Regions from separate parts of the Homo sapiens genome. Here region 1 is linked to region 2. Evidence: chromatin loops called from intact Hi-C (ENCODE). Cell type or tissue: pancreas. All regions are shown on one strand. Each heading gives the region's core, and the rest is flanking DNA. Links, peaks and the distances in the headings are about the cores only. Region 1 overlaps FAM234A (family with sequence similarity 234 member A). Region 2 overlaps AXIN1 (axin 1).

Region 1 (8,328 bases), core at 174-8,173, 100 kb after region 2:
ATGTAGAAACAACCCAGATGTCCAACAACATATGAACGTATCGGCTGGGCGCAGTGGCTCACGCCTGTGATCCCAACACTTTGAGAGGCCAAGGCGGGAGGATTACGAGGTCAGGCGTTCGAGACCAGCCTGGCCAATATGGTGAAAGCCATCTCTACTAAAAATACAAAAAAACTAGATGGGCATGGTGGCAGGCGCTTGTAATCCCAGCTACTCGGGAGGCTGAGGCAGGAGAATCGCTTGAACCCGGGAGGTGGAAGTTGCAGTGAGCCAAGATTGCACCATTGCACTCCAGCCTGGGCAATAGAGGGAGACTCCTTCTCAAAAACAAAACAAAACAAAACATATGAATGGATAAACAAAATGTGGCCTATCCATAATACAGTGCATAATTACACCATAATGCAGTGGTGTGTTTTTCAGCCATGGTAAAAACTAAAATTCTGACACATTATAAAATTATGCTAAATGCAATGACTAGGACACGAAGGTCCCCTGTAGTGTGAAACGCCCAGAACAGGCAAATCCACAGAGGCAGGGAGTAGACTCGTGGGGGCCAGGTGCGGAACAGGGAGAGTCGGGAATGACTGCTATGGGCTGAGGGTTTCTTTGTGGGATGATGAAAATAGTGGTGATGGTTACAAAATGCTGTGATCATACCAAATGTTACTAATGGCAAATTTTACGTTATGTACATTTTACCACAATAAGAAAAAATGTGTGCATTCTCCTAGGTGCTGAGGCTTAAGTTTTAACATCTTGGAAGTCAGAAAAGGTGTGCTTATCAAAGGCAGTGAGTTAGAACACGGAAAATCAAACAATGAGTCGCGACCAAGGACCTCATTAAACCCAAGCAGCTGGCATGGGGGTGGGGAAGGCAGGACGTGGGTTGTCTGGAAAAGGTAACTAGGGAAAAAGCCAGCAACAGAACGTAGGAGTGCCTCATTGCCAGGGCCTGAGGGGCTGGGGCCAGGGCTGGAAGAAGAGGAGACGGCCATTAATTCAGCAAATCTAGCCACCATGTCCCCAAGGAAGGGATGTGTGAAATGTTTAAAACATAGATTCCTGGCCGGGCGCGGTGGCTCACGCCTGTAGTCCCAGCACTTTGAGAGGCCGAGGTGGGAGGATCACGAGGTCAGGAGATCTAGAGCATCCTGGCTAACACGGTGAAACCCCGTCTCTACTAAGAATACAAAAAATTAGCTGGGTGTGGCGGCATGCGCCTATAGGAGGCTGCGGCAGGAGAACGGCGTGAACCCGGGAGGTGGAGCTTGCAGTGAGCCGAGATCGCGCCACTGCACTCCAGCCTGGGCGACAGAGCGAGACTCCGTCTAAAAAGAAAAATTTTTTTTAAATAATAAATAAATAAAACATAGATTCCTTTGGCAAAGGAAAGAAAAAAACGGAGTAAGAACCAGAATGTTATAATTCTGGATTTCTATCTTTACGGCTTTAAACTTAAGAGCTTTAAAATTGCAGCCAAGAAATTCGAGCTCTGAGCCTCAGCTGTCCTCATCTGGTGGGAGCTAGAGCATCAAAGAAAGCGTGCAGGAAAGCACTACTCAAGGAGGGGCATCAACCGCCACCACCAGGAATCTGAAAACACCACCCATCCAGCCACGGGCCCACCAGTCCTCACCTACCTGGTCGTGGGAGTGCCCGGAGGACGTCCTCGATGTGGACTCCTGCTGGTGCATCTGGTCGTGAGCTGTGGACGGGGAATCTGTGCCTTCGCAAGCCCAGGTGGACCTAGGGATCATAAAGCCACTTGTCAAGTGCAGCTCAGGCAGCCTGCGAAGGTGGCAGGTCAGGAACTTAGATCCTCCCAAAGACATGACTCTCAGTGGTGGCTCCACATGAAAATAACTTGGGTGCTTTCGCAATCCTGATGCCACCCCCAGAAGGACTAAGTTGGCCACTTTGGGTGTGGGGTCCCAGTCAGGAGCAGCTGCTGGCACTCTCCAGCTGATTCCAGGGTGGAGCCAAGCAGAGAAGAACAGACCGAGAAGTCTGCCCTTGTTCGGTTCATCCCACTCTAACTACCAGATGATGGCCAGACATCTCCTGACCCTCAAGGGGAGACTGCATCCCCCCACAGCCAGCCTGGAAGCAAGCAAGGCAAAGGGGAAAGGGCCTCTTCCTCTGAAGATGCCGCCCGGCCTGTATTCTGGGTTTTCTGTTCCTTGGAGTTCACAGCAAGCTTAGTAAAGTCAATCCAAATGCAGACCTCAAGCTAGTAAATTATATCACTCCCTTTCTTAATCCTTCTTCTAATATGTAAGCTATGACCAAAGGACCCTGCAAGACAATTACTATTAATGTAGTTTGGATTTATAATTTTAAAAAATCAGTAATAAATATATACAACATTTAAAAGGGCCAGGTGCACTGCCTCACACCTGTAATCCCAGCACTTTGGGGGACTGAGGCAGGTGGGTCGCTTGAGCCTAGGAGTTTGAGACCAGCCTGGGCAACAGGGGACACTTCTTCTCTACCCAAAAATACAAAAATCAGCCAGGTGTGGTGGTGGGCACCTATAGTCCCAACTACTCAGGAGGCTGAGGCAGGAGGATTGCTTGAGCCCGGGAGGTCAAGGCTGCAGTGAGCGATGGCCAGGACACTGCACTCCATCCTGGGCAACAGAACAAGACCCTGTTTCAAAAAAACCCACAAAACTTAAAAACTATAAAAGGGTAAATCTCCTTTCATCTTGTGGCTCCCAGGCTCAAGAGGGGAAGCATGGTACCAGTTTCATATGGGTCCTTCCAGAAGTATTCTCTATGTGGATAAGCATGGAGTATATAAAGTATACAATCTATATGAAAAAAATGTGACTAGAATGGTCGAGTTATAAGGTGGCTTCTAAAAATTAAAGGAAAAATAAAATTCAAACTACTTACTTATCTCTACAGCATGATTTGTCATGTTAAATCAGACCAAACTGGACATTCTGTGGCAGGGACAGAGAAAGTACTGTCATTTTCTCAATTCCTGCCTTTTGAATTGGAGAGCCTGGCCGAAAGGACAAACATTTCCCCCATGCACGGACCATCTCTGTAACAAGATTTAGAAGGACAAAGGGAAAAAACTCTCTAAATGCTCATTAGTAACACGGTTGGGGATTTGGGTCATCTGTGTCTTGTGAGCATCTACAATTGGTCCAGTGTCCTCACCTGCAGAGCAGAATGAAATAAGACATATCACATACGTGTGAGGGAAGACAGAAACAGAGGCTTCAGAAGGCAAAGCCCCATTACGGGACGCAAAACAATGCAGGCAATTGACTTAACCAGATGAGCACCCACCTGAACCCAGCACTGGGCTCCACTCTGAGAGGGTTCCCAGACAGTCAGGCCCCGCAGTGCCTCCATGGGGACTCTCCCACCACTTGGGCGAACCCAGGTCAGGGTAGAAAATGGCACTGAACATTTTTGGGAGGATCATCATTTTAACTGACAAACACAGGTTTCTAAAACCGAGCCAGCCGTTGAGGCATTTATGAAAAACACAGACTGATCTAAGATCAAAAGAGTTTGTGAGAAACTGATTTAAAAATCATTAATAAGGCCAGGCGCGGTGGCTCACGCCTATAATCCCAGCCCTTTGGGAGGCCAAGGCAGGCGGAGTACCTGAGGTCAGGAGTTCGAGACCAGCCTGGCCAACATGGTGAAACCCCATCTCTACTAAAAAATACAAAAATTAGTCGGGCGTGGTGGCGGGCACCTTAATCCCAGTCACTTGGGAGTCAAGGGCAGGAGAATTGTTTGAACCTGGGAGGCAGAGGTTGCAGTCAGCCGAGATTGAGCCATCGCACTCAAGCCTGAGGGACAACAGCAAGACTTCTCTTAAAAAAAAAAAATCATTAATAAGGCTGGGAGTGTTGTCTCATGTCTATAATCCCAGCACTTTGCCAGGCCGAGGCGCATGGAAAGCTTGAGTTCAGTTCAAGACCAGCCTGGGCAACACGGTGAGACCGTTTCTAAAAAGAAAGAAAAAAAAAATCAGCCCGGTGTGGTGGCACACGCCTGTGGTCTTAGCTACCCAGGAGCTGAGGTGGGAGGGTCACTTGAAGCCAGGAAGTGGAGGCTGCAATGAGTGGTGATCACGCCACTGCCCTCCAGCCTGGTGACACAGAGTAAAGCTCTGTCTCAAAACAAAACAAAACAGAACAAAACATCGATAAAACAACAAAACCAACAATCAATCAATTAAAAAACCACCAACTGACCGGGCGTGGTGGTTTGCGCCTGTAATCCCAGCACTTTCGGAGGCCGAGGCAGGCAGATCACGAAGTCAGGAGTTCGAGACCAGCCTGAACAACATGGTGAAACCCCACCTCTGCTAAAATAAAAAAATTAGATGAGTATGGTGGCATGCGCCTATAATCCCAACTACTCAGGAGGCTGAGGCAGGAGAATCACTTGAGCCTGGGAGGCAGAGGTTGCAGTGAGCCAAGATCGTGCCACTGCACTCCAGCCTGGGCAACAGAGCAAGACCCCCATCTCAAAAAAAGAAAAAAACAAAAACAAAACAAAACAAAACAAAACACCAATCGATCGAAAAAAAAAAAACACCAGCTGGCTGGGCATGGTGGCTCACGCCTGTAATACCAGCACTTTAGGAGGCCAAAGCGGGCGGATCACAAGGTCAGGAGATTGAGACCATCCTGGCTAACACGGTGAAACCCCATCTCTACTAAAAATACAAAAAATTAGCCGGGTGTGGTGGCGGGCACCTTTAGTCCCAGCTACTCGGGAGGCTGAGGCAGGAGAATGGCGTGAACCCGGGAGGCAGAGCTTGCAGTGAGCCAAGATCGCACCACTGCACTCCAGCCTGGGCGACAGAGCAAGACTATCTCAAAAAAAAAAAAAAAAAAAAAAGCCACCACCTACTCAGGAGGCTGAGGCAGGAGAACTGCTTGAACCCAGGAGGCAGAGGTTGCGGTGAGCCGAGACTGCACCACTGTGCTCCAGCCTGGGTGAGAGTGAGACCTCGTCACAAAAAAAAAAAAAAATCCACCAATCAAGATAAACTCCAAATGAATTAAAAATGTAAACATTATTATTATTATTATTATTTTTTTGAGACAGAATCTTGCTCTGTCACCTAGGCGGGAGTACAATGGCGTGATCTTGGCTCACTGCAACCTCTGCCTCCTGGGTTCAAGCGATTCTCCTGCCTCAGCCTCCTGAGTGGCTGGGACTATAGGCACCCACCACCACACCCACCACCGCACCCAGCTAATTTTTGTATTTTTAGTAGAGACGGTTTCACCATGATGATCAGGCTGGTCTAGAACTGCTGACCTCGTGATCTGCCCACCTAAGCCTCTCAAAGTGCTGGGATTACAGGCGTGAGCCACTGCGCCTGGCCAAAAATGTAAACATTATTTTTAACAAACATTAAACTAAAAGAAAATAGAAGAGAATGTTTATGTATTGTTAGGGAAAGTCTTGAACGCATGACCCCAAAGGTGGAAATCATTAAGAAAAACACTGATGAACTAAATATATTATGAAATGTCTAACCCAAGCTTGTCCAACCCTCGGCCCAGGATGGCTTGAAGTGTGGCCTAACATAAATTCAGAAACTTTCTTAAAACATTCACAGATTTTTTTGCAATTTTTTTTTTTCAGCTCATCAGCTATCATTAGTGTTAGTGTACTTTATGTGTGGCCCAAGACAATTCTTCCAACGTGGCCCAGGGAAGCCAAAAGATTGTTGTTAGCTCCACAAAACAAACCAGGATAAATATTCTTAGGGTTTTCACAAACCCACAAAAGAAAGGCAAGGACCCCAGTGGGGAAACAGGAAACGAATTCATAACTGGGCAGTTCACTGAAGAGCACACGCCAGTGGCCGGTGCCCAGGGGAAACACACTCAGTCTCACTCATAGACACAGCAGGACCAATGACATTAACAAAAGTTAAGCATTTCATTTTATCTGATCTTGAGACAGGGTCTCACTCTGTGGCCCAGGCTGGAGGGCAGTGGTGATCTAGGCTCACTGCAACCTCCTCCTGCTGGGTTCGAGAGATTCTCCCACCTCAGCCTATAAAGTAGCTGGGACCACAGGTGTGCATCACCGCGCCGGGCAAATTTTTGTATTTTTTGTAGAGACAGAGTTTCGCCACGTTGCCCAGGCTGGTCTCAAACTCCAGGGCCCAAGTGATCTGCCTGCCTCAGCCTCCCAAAGTGTGGGCCACGCCCAGCCTAAAAGTTAAGCATTTTAAAATGTGTTGGTGAGAATATACGATAACAGGTCTGCAGTACAATAGTCGTGGGAATTTGAAATGGTAGTTATTGGTCGAGCGCGATGGCTCATGCCTGTAATCCCAGCACGTTGGGAGGCTGAGGCGGGCAGATCACCTGAGGTCGGGAGTTTGAGACCAGCCTGACCAACATGGAGAAACCCCATCTCTACTAAAAATACAAAAAAAAATTAGCCGGGCGTGGTGGTGCATGCCTGTAATCCCAGCTACTCGGGAGGCTGAGGCAGGAGAATCACTTGAACCTGGGAGGCAGAGGGTGCAGTGGCCAAGATCGTGCCATTCCACTCCAGCCTGGGCAACAAAAGCAAAATTCCGTCTCAAAAAAAAAAAAAAAAAAAAAAAGAGGTTACCATTCAGGGAAGCAGACTTCAGGGTCCAGCCCTGTGCTATTTTTACAACATTTTGTGAATCTATAAGTAGTCCAAAATAAAAAGTATAAAATAGAAAATCAAAAGAGAAAAGAAAACCGTTAGTAAGGGGGAGTGGGGTCAGAGGTTCATGTAAGTTTTAGAGGAAGAACCAGCTTCTCCACAGGCAGCTTGGTTTGTGCCTCAAAGCTACCTTAATATGAAGCTATTTTGTTCCAAAGGCAGGAGTCCTTTTAGTGTTTTGTTTATTTTTGGAAGAATATCAATAGTGGAGTTTTGTGGTAGCCTGAAGAAATACTGAAAGAAGAGCCAAACCCCTGGCATGTTACAATTCTCCATTACAAAATAATCACCAGCTTCCTCAAAACCATCCATTAAAATCATTTTCCGACCGGGCGCGGTGGCTCACGCCTGTAATCCCAGCACTTTGGGAGGCCAAGGCGGGTGGATCACAAGGTCAGGAGATCGAGACCATCCTAGCTAACACGGTGAAACCCCATCTCTACTAAAGATAGAAAAAATTAGCCGGGCGTGGTGGCGGGTGCCTGTAGTCCCAGCTACTCAGGAGGCTGAGGCAGGAGAATGGTGTGAACCTGGGAGGCGGAGGTTGCAGTGAGCCGAGATGGCACCACTGCACTCCAGCCTGGGTGACAGAGCAAGACTCCGACTCAAAAAAAAAAAAAATCATTTTCCTTTCCACTGTGGGGAAAAAACGGATATGCACAGCATTTATAACAATACTCCCCAAATACTTACCTGAGCAAATGCCAGAGTTTAAAAGGGGTCGTCTCCAAAGTCAGACAATGTGGTGACAATGAAAATGCCCCAAGGGGTGGGAACTCTTACTGCTATACAGCCTCTGCACATGCTTTCACACCGGCCTGGCCACAGAAAAGGGGTGTGTGTTTAACACGAATAAGGCCTGTCTTTGGAAAATTAAAAAGCTGGTCAGGAATTCCTTCACAGGATCTCCAGGTAAGACTTCCTTTTTGGAAACTTGACTGAGCCACCAGAAATAGGGGTAGTTATTAAAAGCCACAACGGCAAGGCAGCCAAAGCCAGGCAGTTCATGATTCAACCAGTTTGCAAATAAAGACACCATGAGACAGGTCCAAAGATTTGCTCATCAACAGCAAGAAGATACCAATGTTTTTCTCTACTGCGGTCATTAAAAATACCAGGAGCCGTAGCCAGAGCTTCAGGAACCTGACTGGCAGAGAAAATCCCCATGGACCCAGGTCAGAGAGACTTGAGCAGGGCACTGTCCTTGCTCTACTTTAGCATCCATACCATTGACCACAGAGAGTCAGGCCATGTGGCTATTTAAAAAAACAGAAAACAGAACTCAACAAGCTAATAACCAAAAATTTAACTTCATGGCCGGGCAGGGTGGTTCACGCCTATAATCCTAGTGCTTTGGGAGGCTGAGGCAGGAGGATGACTTGAGGCCAGGTGTTCGAGACCAGTCTGGGCAACATGGGGAGACCCCATCTCTACAAAAAGTAAAATAAAATTAGGTGTAGTGGCATGTGCTTGTAGTCCCAGCTACCTGGGAGGCTGAGGTGGGAGGTTAGCTTGAGCCCAAGAGGTTGAGGCTGCAGTGAGCTGTGATCATTATCACTACATTCCAGTTTGGGCAACAGAGTGAGACCTTGTTTCAAAAAAAAAAAAAAAAGTGAGGGCTCAG
Region 2 (8,328 bases), core at 88-8,087:
AGATAATTTTTTTTTTTTGAGACGGAGTCTCGCACTGTAGCCCAGGCTGGAGTGCAGTGGCGCTATCTTGGCTCACTGCAACCTCCGCCTCCCGGGTTCAAGCAGTTTTCCTGCCTCAGCCGCCTGAGTAGCTGGGATAACAGGCATGCGCCACCACATCCGGCTAATTTTTGTATTTTTAGTAGAGACAGGGTTTCACCATGTTGACCAGGCTGGCCTGGAACTCCTGACCTCAGGTGATCTGCCCACTTTGGCCTACCAAAGTGTTGGGATTACAGGCGTGAGCCACCGCGCCTGGCCCCTTCTAAGATAATTTATAAAGGGTTCTTATGTGCATGTCAGCCCCTTGTTTTTGCTCACACTTCTGTTCTCTGCTTCTTCAGGAAGAATCTCGAGCTTACTTGGATCCACAGGCCCTATTTTGGAGAAAACACAGTCTAAACCGGCTACCCGAGATACTCAGCAATAGCTCGGTTTCAGTTTTTTTTTTTTTTTGAGACAGAGTTTTGCTCTTGTTGCCCAGGCTGGAGTCCAATGGCGTGATCTCCGCTCACCGCATCCTCCGCCTCCCAGGTTCAAGCGATTCTCCTGCCTCAGCCTTCCCAAGTAGCTGGGATTATAGGCATGCGCCACCAAGCCTGACTAATTTTGTATTTTTAGTAGAGATGGGGTTTCTGTATGTGGGTCAGGATGGTCTTGAACTCCCGACCTCAGGTGATCCGCCCACCTCGGCCTCCCAAAGTGCTGGGATTACAGGCGTGAGCCACCTCACCTGGCTTTGGTTTCAGTTTTAAGATCTCCATTCAGGGACAAGGATGGGAAAGCATGAAAAACAGACTGTTTTTGTTTGATTTTCAGCTGGTGTTGACTTGTCTTGGGTTTCTAGTTTCAGAAAAGCTAAGCAGACTTTTTCGGATTACATTGGTCATTGAGAATTTCAGTGATGGGGGAATAAATTACATGTGAAATAGTAGCCCTGAACCTTCAAGAGTTAAATCAATGGACAGCTGGGAAGATGTCAGAGTCGTGTTGTGTTACTTGCCTCCTCCATGTAAATCAAAATGTCAAAAGTTACGTTTGGGTAAAATAAATACCTACACACGTAGGTAGCATTGAGTTTGCTGCCATGATGCCTGGAGCATATGCCTAAGCGGTGACGAAAGGGAATTTTAAATACAGTATCATACTTGTAGGCATCCCGCCCGTTTTATGGACTCACTTTATTGATGGTAGCTACAGGCTGTGGGCCAGATTCAGTGCTTGCAGGCATTTGATACTGAACTGAGTAAACGTGACTGCTTTATGTGTGGTGTGTACTTGTGTGTACACTAAATGCTTGGTGTGCTTCCCTGTGGGAACCCAGAGATTTCAGGAATTGGGACATGTTTCAACAACATCAGTAGCTTGTAGAGGGGTTCATGTGCTTCCAGGGACACCAAAAAGTCTTCTGTCAGTTGACAGCCAAAAATACACATGATTGTAAGAAAATTTTCTTCTGGGCTCTGAAAATTTGGTTCACACATGAATTAAAACATTAGTTTTGGGGCCAGGCAAAGTGGCCTGTAATCCCAACACTTTGGGAGGCCGAGGCGGGTGGATTGCTTTGAGCTCAGGAGTTTGAGACCAGCCTGGCCAACGTGGTGAAACCCAAAATACAGTAATTAGCCGGGCGTTGATGACTCGTGCCTGTAGTCCCCGCCACTTGAGAGGCTGAGGCTGGAGAATTGCTTGAGCCTGGGAAGCTGAGGCTGCAGTGAGCTGAGATCGCCCCACTGCAGTCCAGCCTAGGCGACAGAGCGAGACCCTGTCTCAAAATAACAAAAAACAAAACAACAAAACCCATTAGTTTTGGAAGAATTTGCTGCTGTTTTCTGTGGTACAGTAGTTCAGCCCCTGTAGAGAGCCAGTGTTTGGCGTCTGTGACAAATGTCTTTTCTTTTTTACATCAGTGAATGACTTACTGGTGCCCGTTAGTTGCAGGACCTTGTGCTGGGTGCTGTGGGTCCCGCTACTACCAATAATTAACACAGAAGACTTAAGTCCCTTATGAGAGCATGATGGTGACTTGTGGTTAGCCTCCCTTCTGAGCACTGTCTGATTAATCACTTTCCACTCTCCGGTGACTTGGTTCTTCAAGCTAGTGAATGGTAGTACATCTATAGTGGTAAGGCTCAGGTGGTCAGGGTGCAGGCCTTCTTTCCTGTGATGGCGTCCCAGACAGATGACCGTGAGCTAGTGTGGAGGTGCCCACGCCCAGGGTGCTCCCTCCATGCTGATGTGGCTCACGGAGTGACTGCCGCTGAAGTGGTCTGTGAGCAGCAGGATGTCACAGCTCACTGGGCCTTGACCTTTAGAAGCTGTGTGTTCCTGCTGAGGCCAAGATGACATACTACCCAGCAGCGTTCACAAAAAGTCCTTAGCTGCTGAAATGTCATTGGGGGCACATAGTTGCAAACCATCCTCCATCTATGGGTGCTTCTTATTTATTTACTAATTTTATTTTATTTTATTTTATTTTATTTTTTTGAGACAGAGTCTCACTCTGTCGCCCAAGCTGGAGTGCAGTGGCCGGCGCGGTGTCGGCTCACTGCAAGCTCTGCCTCCCGGGTTCATGCCATTCTCCCACGTCAGTCTCCCGAGTAGCTGGGACTGCAGGTGCCCACCACCATGCCTGGCTAATTTTTTGTATTTTTAGTAGAGATGGGGTTTCACCGTGTTAGCCAGGATGGTCTCGATCTCTTGACCTCGTGATCCGCCCGCCTTGGCTTCCCAAAGTGCTGGGATTACAGGTGTGAGCCACTGTGCCCGGCCTATTTTTTTTTTAGAGACAGGATCTTGCTCTGTTGCCCAGGCTGGAGTGCAGTGGGGTGCGATTATAGCTCACTGCAGCCTTGAACTCCTGGGTCAAGTGATCCTCTTGCCTCAGTCTTCCAAGTAGCTGAGACTACAGGCATACGCTACCATACCCGGCTAATTAAGAACTGTTTTTTGGTAGAGATTGGGTCTCACTATGTTGCCCAGGTTAGTCTTGAACTCTTGGGCTCAAGGGATCCTCCAGCCTCAGCCTCCTGAGTAGCTGGGACTACAGGTGCGTGACACCACGCCTGGCTCTGTGGATCCTTCGTGCTTCCAGCCGTGAGCAGCTGTTGGCTGGTAAAGTGTGTGCAATGTGAGGAAGTTGGTGTGGGGGACAGATTCCACATAGACAAGGGACAGCAGTGTGGAGTGGTGGCTGGGGGATAGATCCCCCTTCAGTTGGTCCTGGGTTTTAGGGTTTTATTTGTTTGCTGTGACTTGTTCAGCACTCTAGGCTTTTGAACCCAACATGCTTCTCTAAAGCCCTCTCTCCAGCCCCTTTTAGCCAGGACCACTTACATCATGGCAGGCTGTTGTTTCAGTCACCTGCATGGCCGGGTTGACAGGCATAGCCAGAGCTCCTGGGCTCCTGTAGGACGTGGCAGGAAGGACCATAGACCATGGCAGGGGTTCTGTTGGAGCCCTTATCTACTCTCTTTTGCACACCCCTTGCAGGCTTGTAGCAGCAGCAGCAGTAGTAGCAGCAAATTCTATAGTTCCCTGATGTCTAAGAGGGTGGGTGGTTTGGTTTTCAGCTTAAGGAGTGAAGTCACATGAACTATAGCTTCCTTAGCTAAAAATTGTATTTGCATTTCCTTTTATTCTGTACCTTCTCTGTTCCTTGAAGTACCCATTTACTATTTGCTATCTGAATCCTCATCAGAGAGGCTTTTCAGAGTCAAGTGCAGCATTCTGACAGAGCATTTTAAGATTGTCTCCAGTGACGGTGTCCGAGCGCCTCTGTGGGCCTGGGTGGTGTCCTTGATCCCTCGGTCGATGGGGCTGAAGGTGACCCATGATTATCTCTCTTTGAGGCGTGTGTTGAGAGTCGGAGGAACACCCTGCAGTGTGTTCTCATGTGTCGGAAGGTGTACCACGCGTGACGTGATGCAGCAGGTAGAAAACAGTGGCCGTGGGCCTGGAGGACGTGGGGTTCAGAAGACGCCCACCACCTTCGGGGCTGTAGCGCACCTTCCTTTCTCTCTGAGTGTTGCTGGGGCTGGTGGAGCGATTGTCTCCATCTTACTTGTGAGGGTCCAGCCCTCACTCAGGTTTGTACACATAGTCAGGACTAGAGGCAGCTTTCCTTCCTCCGGTCTTCCTGCCTTCCCTGTCCCTCAGCTCTGCAGCTGAGGTGGGAGGTGCTCAAGCTGCCAGCCTCCGTGATGTTTGTGCAGTGAGACTTGTGGGGAGTGGCATTCCCATGTCCTGGGCATCCCTTCTTAGCATGAGAGGCATTCCTGTAGTTGTAAAAGTTTCCAGAAATTGCTTTAAAGTAGAACTATGCTTGTGGCCAAAATATATCTTGATTGAACATTTAAACTGAGTTTCTTGCTTTGAGTTTGAGCGGGAGGGCGTCATCGTGAGTCTTGTCTTGAGAAAACCTCTGGTCGTGTTTCATGGACCCACCTTTCCTAATCCTTGTCCTCTTAATGGTTTCAACAGGACAGATTGATTCACTTTGGAGCTGTAAGTACTGATGTATTAGGGTGCAGCGCTCATTGTTCCTTGACGCAGAGTCCCAAAATGAATATCCAAGAGCAGGGTTTCCCCTTGGACCTCGGAGCAAGTTTCACCGAAGATGCTCCCCGACCCCCAGTGCCTGGTGAGGAGGGAGAACTGGTGTCCACAGACCCGAGGCCCGCCAGCTACAGTTTCTGCTCCGGGAAAGGTGTTGGCATTAAAGGTGAGACTTCGACGGCCACTCCGAGGCGCTCGGATCTGGACCTGGGGTATGAGCCTGAGGGCAGTGCCTCCCCCACCCCACCATACTTGAAGTGGGCTGAGTCACTGCATTCCCTGCTGGATGACCAAGATGGGATAAGCCTGTTCAGGACTTTCCTGAAGCAGGAGGGCTGTGCCGACTTGCTGGACTTCTGGTTTGCCTGCACTGGCTTCAGGAAGCTGGAGCCCTGTGACTCGAACGAGGAGAAGAGGCTGAAGCTGGCGAGAGCCATCTACCGAAAGTACATTCTTGATAACAATGGCATCGTGTCCCGGCAGACCAAGCCAGCCACCAAGAGCTTCATAAAGGGCTGCATCATGAAGCAGCTGATCGATCCTGCCATGTTTGACCAGGCCCAGACCGAAATCCAGGCCACTATGGAGGAAAACACCTATCCCTCCTTCCTTAAGTCTGATATTTATTTGGAATATACGAGGACAGGCTCGGAGAGCCCCAAAGTCTGTAGTGACCAGAGCTCTGGGTCAGGGACAGGGAAGGGCATATCTGGATACCTGCCGACCTTAAATGAAGATGAGGAATGGAAGTGTGACCAGGACATGGATGAGGACGATGGCAGAGACGCTGCTCCCCCCGGAAGACTCCCTCAGAAGCTGCTCCTGGAGACAGCTGCCCCGAGGGTCTCCTCCAGTAGACGGTACAGCGAAGGCAGAGAGTTCAGGTGAGTCCGACGCCAGGCGTCCACTTTCTGTACTCACCTCCGAGAGCTGGAGAACAAGCCAGGGAAAGGTGCTGATGAGGCGGGCGTTAACCCACACCGGATGTCCTGCTGCCGCTGGGGTTGAATTTTGGTTCTGTTCTTATTTGTGATACTTTTGCATTTGTCATTACTTTTTTATATTTGTAATGTTGAGAACACTTTTACTGAGAACAGACTAAAATATATGACTTTATGAGTCATTAGGAACATCGGAATTCTTAGAAGTCACAATGACATGTAAACTTTACCCTTCAGCAGTAAAGTCTGTCACCTCTTAAATAGGAGCTGGATCTACCCAGTAGACATGGTCCTTTCCGCTTAATAAAGGGAGGAGTGGACGTTTCAGGGCATCGATAAGAATTGGAGAATTGGATTCTTGCTTTTTTTTTTTTTTGAGACGGAGTTTCACTTTTGTTGCTCAGGCTGGAGTGCAATGGTACAATCTCAGCTCACTGCAACCTTCGCCTCCCGGGTTTGAGCGATTCTCCTGCCTCAGCCTCCTGAGTAGCTGGGATTACAGGCATGTGCCACCACGCCCGGCTAATTTTGCATTATTAGTAGAGGTGGGGTTTCTCCATGTTGGCCAGGCTGGTCTCGAACTCCCGACCTCAGGTGATCTGCCTGCCTCGGCCTCCCAAAGTGTTGGGATTACAGGCGTGAGCCGCCGCATCCGGCCAGATTATTGCTTTTATAATGATCTTCTAAGCTTCTTCCTACAGGCTGAGAAATAGCAGGGGGGACGTTTTACGTGTGGGGAATGGTCAGAGTACTTTGAAAACTTCCTGTGGCTATAGTGGGCATTCCAGGATTGGGCCTTTTTTCCTGCCAACAAAATCTGTTGGTGCTGTTGTGTAGTCCACAGCAGCCTGGACCCTGAGGCGATCCTGGCAGGGCCTGTGGGGTGCGTGTGTTGCCTGGGAGGGAGCAGAGTGGTGCTCAGCCTTGGAACCTGTTTCTTCGTTCTTCCTTCCCTGTGATCCCTGCGTGGTTCCTGGAGGTTTATTTGGCTTTCGGGCTGGCATCTACTGTGCTTGTGAGCAGAGCGCATGCATTTCCCACTCTTTCCCTAGAGCTGGTGACCGGAGGCTCCGGCCTGTGTAACTTTGAAAGCCTGGAATTCATGTGACCCCTGCTGACCTAATCAAGACTCCGAAAGCACAGCCCCATGTGCTGGGACTCTCCTGAGGAGTTATTAAAAACTCGCATTAGTTCTTCAAGCTTACTGTGACACAGAAATTGGCTACTCGCTCATCAACACAGGATTAAACATGTCTAAGGTTAAACTTGTAGTCTAAGTGATACGATTTAAGATGGACTGTCGACTGGGCGCAGTGACTCACACCTGTAATCCCAGCACTTTGGGAGGCCGAGGCGGGCGAATCACCTGAGGTCGGGAGTTCGAGACCATCCTGGCCAACGTGGTGAATCCTCATTTCTACTAAAAATACAAAAATTAGATAGGCGAGTTGGCGCATGCCTGTAATCCCAGCTCCTCGGGAGGCTGAAGCAGGAGAATCGCTTGAACCTGGGAGGCAGAGGTTGCAGTGAGCCTTGGTTGTGCCATTGCACTCCAGCCTGGGCGACAAGAGGACAAGAGTGAAACTCTGTCTCAGAAAAAAAACAAAAAAAAAACAAAAAAGGATTGTGTAGGTTAATTGGTTAATTTTTTTTTTTTTTTTGAGATGGAGTCTTGCTCTATCGCCCAGGCTGGAGTGCGGTGGCGCCATCTCGGCTCACTGCAAGCTCCGCCTCCCAGGTTCACGCCGTTCTCCTGCCCCAGCCTCCCAAGTAGCTGGGACTACAGGCGCCCGCCACCATGCCGGCCAATTTTTTGTATTTTTAGTAGAGACTGGGTTTCACCATGTTAGCCAGGATGGTCTCGATCTCCTGACCTCGTGATCGCCTGCCTCAGTCTCCCAAAGTGCGGGGATTACAGACGTGGGCCACCACGCCCGGCCTTTTTTCCCTTTTGTTCATTGTCTTTAGCCAAGTGGTATTTATTTAGCAAGCATTTTAGGACACAATATGCCGCAAAGTTATCCTGTTGAGTAAGCCTGGTATAAACTGAGAGTTTCTTTCTTTCTTTCTTTTTTTTTTTTTTGAAATGGAGTCTCGCTCTGTCACACAGGCTGGAGTGCAGTAGCACTATCTCGCTATCTCGGCTCACTGCAACTTCTGCCTCCTGGGTTTAAGTGATTCTCCTGCCTCCCGAGTAGCTGGGATTACAGGTGTGTGCTACCATGCCTGGCTAATTTTTGTATTTGTGGTAGAGACAGCGTTTCGCCACGTTGGCCAGGATGGTCTCGAGCTCCTGGACTCCAGTGATCTCAGCCTCCCAAAGTGCTGGGATTACGGGTGGGAGCCACTGCACCTGGCTGGTTATTTTTTTTGCTTGTTTTTTTGTTTGAGATGGAGTCTCGCTCTGTCGCCCAGGCTGGAGTGCAGTAGTGCAATCTCAGCTCACTGCAACCTCTGCCTCCTGGGTTCAAGTGAGTCTCCTGCCTCAGCCTCCCGAGTAGCTGGGATTACAAGTGTGAGCTACCATGCCCAGCTAATTTTCTGTATTTTTAGTAGAGATGGGGTTTTACCACGTTGGCCAGTCTGGTCTCGAACTCCTTTCCTCAAGAGATCTGCCCGCCTCAGCCTCCCAAAGTGCTGGGATTCCAGGTGTGAGCCACTGCGCCCGGCCCCGGCTGGTTATTTTTAAGATGGGACTGAAGTTGAGGGCTGGGCTGCAGGAGGAAAATGAGCTCCGTTCTGATTTCCACTGTTGGAACCCCAGTGCCTCCCTCCCAGCCACTCTTCAGTT

What was found. Hi-C counts contacts between places; a loop is a spot of excess contacts. Peaks named below come from ENCODE experiments on the same cell type or tissue, not always from the same donor. Only the 100,000 strongest peaks of a DNase experiment are listed, where the experiment ranks them.
Region 1: a loop joins it to region 2, with 4 times the contacts of the local background. A loop is called at or near these places in 54 of 110 quality-filtered maps.

What each region holds. Positions count from the first base shown.
Region 1 is chr16:242,970-251,297 of GRCh38, reverse strand. It overlaps FAM234A (family with sequence similarity 234 member A), which reads right to left. Exons shown (of 13, transcript NM_032039.4): 2 at 1,644-1,749. Among named protein-coding and RNA genes, the nearest start is that of FAM234A, 12 kb to the right of the region's middle. In pancreas, for the core only: no CTCF peak of the experiment used is centred there; no DNase peak of the experiment used is centred there; H3K27ac peaks cover 1,371 bases.
Region 2 is chr16:343,300-351,627 of GRCh38, reverse strand. AXIN1 (axin 1) reads left to right here. Exons shown (of 11, transcript NM_003502.4): 2 at 4,522-5,480. The coding sequence starts at 4,603. Among named protein-coding and RNA genes, the nearest start is that of AXIN1, 5.3 kb to the left of the region's middle. RefSeq lists an enhancer at 2,120-2,399. In pancreas, for the core only: no CTCF peak of the experiment used is centred there; no DNase peak of the experiment used is centred there.